Regions from separate parts of the Homo sapiens genome. Here region 1 is linked to region 2. Evidence: read pairs that join two places in POLR2A ChIA-PET (ENCODE). Cell type or tissue: MCF 10A. All regions are shown on one strand. Each heading gives the region's core, and the rest is flanking DNA. Links, peaks and the distances in the headings are about the cores only. Region 1 overlaps NAV2 (neuron navigator 2). Region 2 overlaps NAV2 (neuron navigator 2).

The links. Peaks named below come from ENCODE experiments on the same cell type or tissue, not always from the same donor. Only the 100,000 strongest peaks of a DNase experiment are listed, where the experiment ranks them.
Region 1: POLR2A ChIA-PET joins it to region 2 with 5 read pairs; 2 of 35 experiments call an interaction of 5 or more read pairs at or near these places.

Annotation. Positions count from the first base shown.
Region 1 is chr11:19,827,492-19,830,401 of GRCh38, reverse strand. The region is part of intron 1 of NAV2 (neuron navigator 2); the gene reads right to left. Among named protein-coding and RNA genes, the nearest start is that of MIR4694, 69 kb to the right of the region's middle. In MCF 10A, for the core only: no CTCF peak of the experiment used is centred there; a DNase peak (open chromatin) is centred at 1,841.
Region 2 is chr11:20,049,383-20,052,292 of GRCh38, reverse strand. NAV2 (neuron navigator 2) reads right to left here. Exons shown (of 38, transcript NM_145117.5): 16 at 2,392-2,457; 17 at 960-1,004. Among named protein-coding and RNA genes, the nearest start is that of NAV2-AS2, 1.5 kb to the right of the region's middle. RefSeq lists an enhancer at 2,621-2,910. In MCF 10A, for the core only: no CTCF peak of the experiment used is centred there; a DNase peak (open chromatin) is centred at 1,592.

The DNA of each region.
Region 1 (2,910 bases), core at 294-2,793, 220 kb after region 2:
GACTAACCTATTTTACAATCCCTTTGACATCCTGCAATGCCTCTCTGAATACAAATGTGAATGTTAATCGAGTTATTCATCCCTTCCGTGGCATCCTCCTACTGACTCTAGGTTCATGCCTCTATTATGTTCTCAGTGAAAGAATTTATCTTATTTTATTTTTATTTATTTTTTCCCAAGACAGAGTCTCGTTCTGTCACCCAGCCTGGAGTGCAGTGGCGTGATCTCGGCTCACTGCAACCTCCGCCTCCCGGGTTCAAGAAATTCTCCTGCTTCAGCCTCCCAAGTAGCTGGGATTACAGGTGCATGCCACCACGCTTGGCTAATTTTTGTATTTTTAGTAGAGATGAGGCTTCACCATGTTGGCCAGGCTGGTCTCTAATTCCTGGCCTTGTGATCTGCCCACCTCAGCCTCCCAAAGTGCTAGGATTACAGGCGTGAGCCACCGCACCCGGTCCCAGATTTTAAAAGTAATCAAAACCCAAACCTAGATCTTTCCCTTGCTATCTGAATGCCTTTGGATAAGTGACTCTACTTTTCTGGGCTTCAGTTTACTCACCTGTAAAATGAGTACAATAAGGCCTGCTTCAGAAGGTCGATGTGAAGACTCAGAGTGGGACTATATGGAAGTGCCTGTCCTGATCCATGCTGGGGCTCAGGAAGTGAAGGCAATTGGGGAGAAGGGTAATAAAGAGGCGTGCTCTGGAACTGACAGAGTTGCTTTAATCTTAGCTTCTATGCTATCAATTCCCTCTGTGCCCTCTGGCCTAAGTGTTGTCATTTGCAAGATAATGATACCTACATCATTGGTATTATGAAGATGAAATGAGCTCATACATACAAAGGTCACAGAATCTGGCACATGCTAAGTGTTCAGTAAATAAAAGTTAGTAATAAAAAATTTTATTAACAGCTTCGTGAAATGGACATAACAAAATCGGCCACAGCCTCCACCCTGAATCTCCAGGATACAAATGACTCAAGGATTTCTTCCCCTTCTCACAGCCAAATTTCAAGAGTCTGGAATATCCCCTACCTGGAATAACAAAGTATGGCACAGTGTCAAAGAAAAACAAGTCAGAAACCGGCCAGGCTGGTATATAAAGCAAGGCTTCCTTCCCTAACTAGGGGATGCACCACACTGCTCTCTCAAACCCTGGAGGGATTTCCTCAGCCACGTGGGAGGGACCATGAAGTTTACAGTTTAAAGCCACGTGCACCTAAAACATCAGCTGAGTGAGAAGTGAACATCAACAAGGGCACAGCTGAGTGGGATGAGATGCTGTGCCTCAGCTCATCCCTTCTTAGATGATTAAGGTTCTTTAAAATAGACATACTGTCTCTACAACTAGGTTTCTTTGTGAGTTTGCACAACACAGCAAGAAGCCAAGGTTAAACTTATTTCAACAAGTGCACATACACACACACTGCGATTATAGAGCCACGGTGAGGCCACACAAGTATCAGGTACACTCACAAGAACTTCTACAGGATAGAGTGGTTGGAAACGGCTCTGCCAAAGTGAACTTCTCATTCTGAAACAAGAGCTCTTCTCTCAACTTTGATTTACCTACACACCAATGCCAAACGAACTTTCCTAGGGCGCAGCTCTAATCTAATTACCCGTTCAAAAAATCATCAATGGCTCCCCACTTCCCACTGAATTAAAGGCAAACTTGAGCCCAGGAGTTCAAGACCATCCTGGGCAATGTGGTGAAACCCCCTCCCTACAAAAAACACAAAAAATTAGCCGGGTGTGATGGCACGTGCCCATAGTCACAGCTACTGAGGAGGCTGACGTGGGGGGATCACCTGAGCCCTGTAGGTCAAGGCTGCAGTGAGCCGTCATGCATCATTGCACTCCAGCCTGAAAAAGGAATGAAATTCTGAAACATGTTACAACATGAATGAACCTTGAAAACGTAATTCTAAGTGAAATAAGCCAGATACAAAAGGACAATATTGCATGTTTCCACTTACAGAGGTACCTACAAGAATCAAATTCATAGAGACGAAGTAGAATAGGGGTTAAAAGGGTCTGGGCAGAGGGAGGAAAGGGAAGTTTTATGGGTACAGAGTTTTGGTTTGGGATGTTGAAAAAGTTCTGGAGATAAATAATGGTGATGGTTATATACCATTTGTTACATGAATGTACATAATGCCACTAAATTGTATATGTGAAAAATGGTTAAAATGGTAAATTTTATATCTATTTTATACCATCCCCCCCTTAAAAAATTGTTTTTAAGAGTCAAGGTCTCACTCTGTCTCCCAGGCTGGGGTGCAGTGGGGTAATCAAAGCTCACTGCAGCTTCGAACTCAGCCAGCTTCCCTGACTCAAATGATCATCCTGCTTCAGCCTCCCGAGTAGCTGGGACTACAGATGGTGCCATCACGCCCAGCTCATTGTTGATTCCCTCCCCACCCTCCCCTTCCTCCCCTTGGTAGAGACGGGATTCCGCTCTACTACCTAGGCTTGTGAAACTCATAGAACAAAGGATCCTCCCTCCTAGGCCTGGGCGTGGGCTCGCAGAATGCTGGGATTCCCAGATTACAGGCCGGTGCACCACACCAGGAGCAAACACTTCCCACTTTAAAAATTCAGTTTGTGATTGGCTGTCATTCAGTATTATGCTAATTAAGCATGCCTGTTTTTAAACTTCTTAAAACAATTTTTTAAAATTAAAAAAATAATAAAAATAATAAAGGCTAACTCTTCACACTTCAGTCAAGGCAGCCTTATCATCCATCTGTCCCAGAAAGTCCTCCAGCCTTTGAAGGGGAGGCAGCGTGTGTGGAAGAATGCAGCCTTTGGAATCTGAGCTAGTCAAGCTGGCCCTTGGCCCTGGGCAATGTTAGTTTCTACTAATCTTTCTGTTCTTTGGTTTTATCCTCCATAAAACAGGGATT
Region 2 (2,910 bases), core at 376-2,875:
AGCATTGATACCTACCTCACATTACTGTTCAAAATGCTCTCAGTCTTAAGAGCTGCAGGTTATTAACTATAGACATACATGACAGCAATGAAACATTTCATTCCAAGTCCCATTTTATGCGAAAGCACTTAATGCTTAGTGCAGGGTGAAGCTGATGCTACAGGGCATGTGGTGTTTAGAAAGCAGAAGAAATGACGGCTGCAACCATAAGACAGCAAGATCACAGGGGAGGCATTAGCAAACTGAATTTTCTCTGATTGGCAAAGTGATATAGATGGTGTGAGCAATGGTGACTTATAGCATCTTGTTTTGCCAGGACTAGCACCAAAAACGAACCTGAGCCACCACTTACCAGGAATGGAAGGACAGTCCTTCCTGGGAGTCTTTTCTTTATTATCCACCAAAAAATGATCACACCCATGTCTTGTTGGGCAATGAAAGTGGACCAATTTTCCATTAGAATATTTAGACAAGGGCAAAGTATCTGTCTAGCAATTTTTTATGGGCAGAAAAGTTAAATATTTTCAAATTGGGGGAAAATATTCCTTGCCTCCTGTGCTCTTGTCCTAGCTTACAAATCAGTATGCTATAAGTCATGTCCTTTCTCTTGGAAGACAGCCATGTTAACAGAATGGTCATGGTGAAGTGCTCAGAAATTAAACCCATTGGCCCCAGAAGCAGTAATGACTGCTCCTTGGGCTTGCCCAGGGATGTTTTTCATGAGATGGTTTTACCACATTAAGCCTGAAAAAGCACAGCCCCTGCTCAAGCAAATAAGCTGACAAATGGAGAGTGAGAACGAGAGGGTGCAAGGGGAGCCGTCATCCAAAAGGTCCTGCTGTGGTGGTCAAAGCGGGGACCCCAGCCCAGCCCAAACCCCCACCAGCCATGAAGGAGTCACACAGCCAAGCTCCAAAGCCACAACAGATGGCACAGATGCAAGGAGGAAACACAGATACCTGAGTCCTTTCTTAGGCAAAGTGTTCCTATCAAGGTGCGGGTCACTGTAGGAAAGTTAAAACAAAAATAAGAACTTCAGAGCAGCACACAGAAGGCAGAGAGAGGGAAAGCTAGGGAGGGGACTGAAGGGCCCTGGAGAAAGAGGTGCACATCACCAGGAAGTGCCTTATCCAGCTAGGCGTGCAATGCAACACATCCACATCCGTGGAAAACAAAAGAAACCCAATCCTCAGCCTGAGCTGACACCAGCGCATACTTTACCCCAGGTCACCAGGAGGCCTGAGTCCCTTAACCCCAATTGTTCCTCGTTTTCCACAGATTCAAAGCAAAATTCAGGGGTTGCTCCACCTCAAAGCAGAGGTCCTGTGCCTTCTACTGCCCAGGGGCACTCTCTGCACCAACACGGCTTCTCAGAGAGAGGGATGCCCACTTCCCTGCACCCCTAACTCTGGCCCACCCCCTAAATGCCACTGGCAATGACTTCAAATGGGAGAACAGACTTGTTGGAGGTTTCAAGAGGCCAGCAGTCTGCATATTTGGAATTCATCTGTAACGAAGTGAATTCCAGGTCCCTCTCAATTTCTGCGGCCCAGGCATAGCTAGGAGCTGAGTCCTGGGTGGGGCATGTTACAACTTGCTGGCTGATGAAGTCAAAGCACTTGGATTTCTAAAGACCAACGGTTTAAAGGCTTGGTTTGTGAGCTGACAAAAACAAAGTTTTCACTGTTGATGGGGTGAAGGTTTTTTTTTTTTTTTTTTTCTGGCAGGAGACAACATCTGTTTGTTATGTTTGGCCAGGTCATCACTCCCCCACAAAATTAAGGACAGTATCCATCTCTGAGGCCCACCTACAGCTGGGGGCAAACACAAGCGTGTACATTTGTAAAGTCTTAATACTCTACACATTCTTTTTCATTATCATCGCAGGAAATGGGCACACAGAACACAACAGTCTGCAAGACATAATGAGCCAAACTTCAGCAAAGGATTTTGAAAGGGAGAAGAGGCAGCTGCATGGGGAGGGGTAGACAAAGGTGAGGGCCAAGCTACACAGTGGGTGGCAGGTCATTTCTGGGCTTGGGGTTGGGGGTGGCAAAAGGAATGGGAAGGAAGCTGAAAAGCAGGAACATGCCACAGGAGGCCACAAGAGATGCAAGCGAGAGCTTCCGCTGCCCCAGATCAAGTGGCAGGGTTTAAGGTCGCCTTCCCAAAATGGGAATGAAGAGGCCAGCCCAACTCCACCTCTCCCTGGGCTTTAGCAGACAGAGGAACAGACTCTCACTGGCATGTCCATGTGTCACAGAGTACACTAGAGCCACAAACACAAGCAGGTGGCTTAGGCCAACAGCCTCGCACAAGACATCTGGCTTGACAACGAATGGGCAGAAGAACCTAGAGGCTCGGTTGGTCCCCGGCCTGCAATGTCATTACCTGTCCTGTTTCCTGGGCAGAGTACTTCTGCAGAACTTAGGGCTAGCAGCAGGGGAAGAGAGAGGGCTAGAAGTCCAGGCAGGTAGAAAACAAGAGAAGGAACGTTAGCTTGGAAGAAAGGAGAGGTGTTGTTATATACATTTTTTTCATTCCCCATGCTGATCCTCGCTTTCTTCCCTATATGCAGAAACTGGACACATTTATCCCTGCTGCAGAGAAATCCAGGGCTCTGAGAACACTTTTAATTTCTTGATTTCCTATCAGTCCAGGAGGAGGGTGTTTGCCACAATGACAACAAACCTACCCAGCTGTCTAAAGAGCATCCTACTAAACACTCCATGTCTGCACCCAGTCACCTGCTCTGCTTGCACAATTACAAGGGGAGGGAAAAGAAGCTGTTGATGAACAAACAGGATAAAACTGAAGGATTTCAAAAGCTGAATGCCATTTCAAATGGTAGCATAAATCTGCCCCCGAGAGACTGAGCAGCTCCAAGCACCAAAAATAACCACAGAGGAA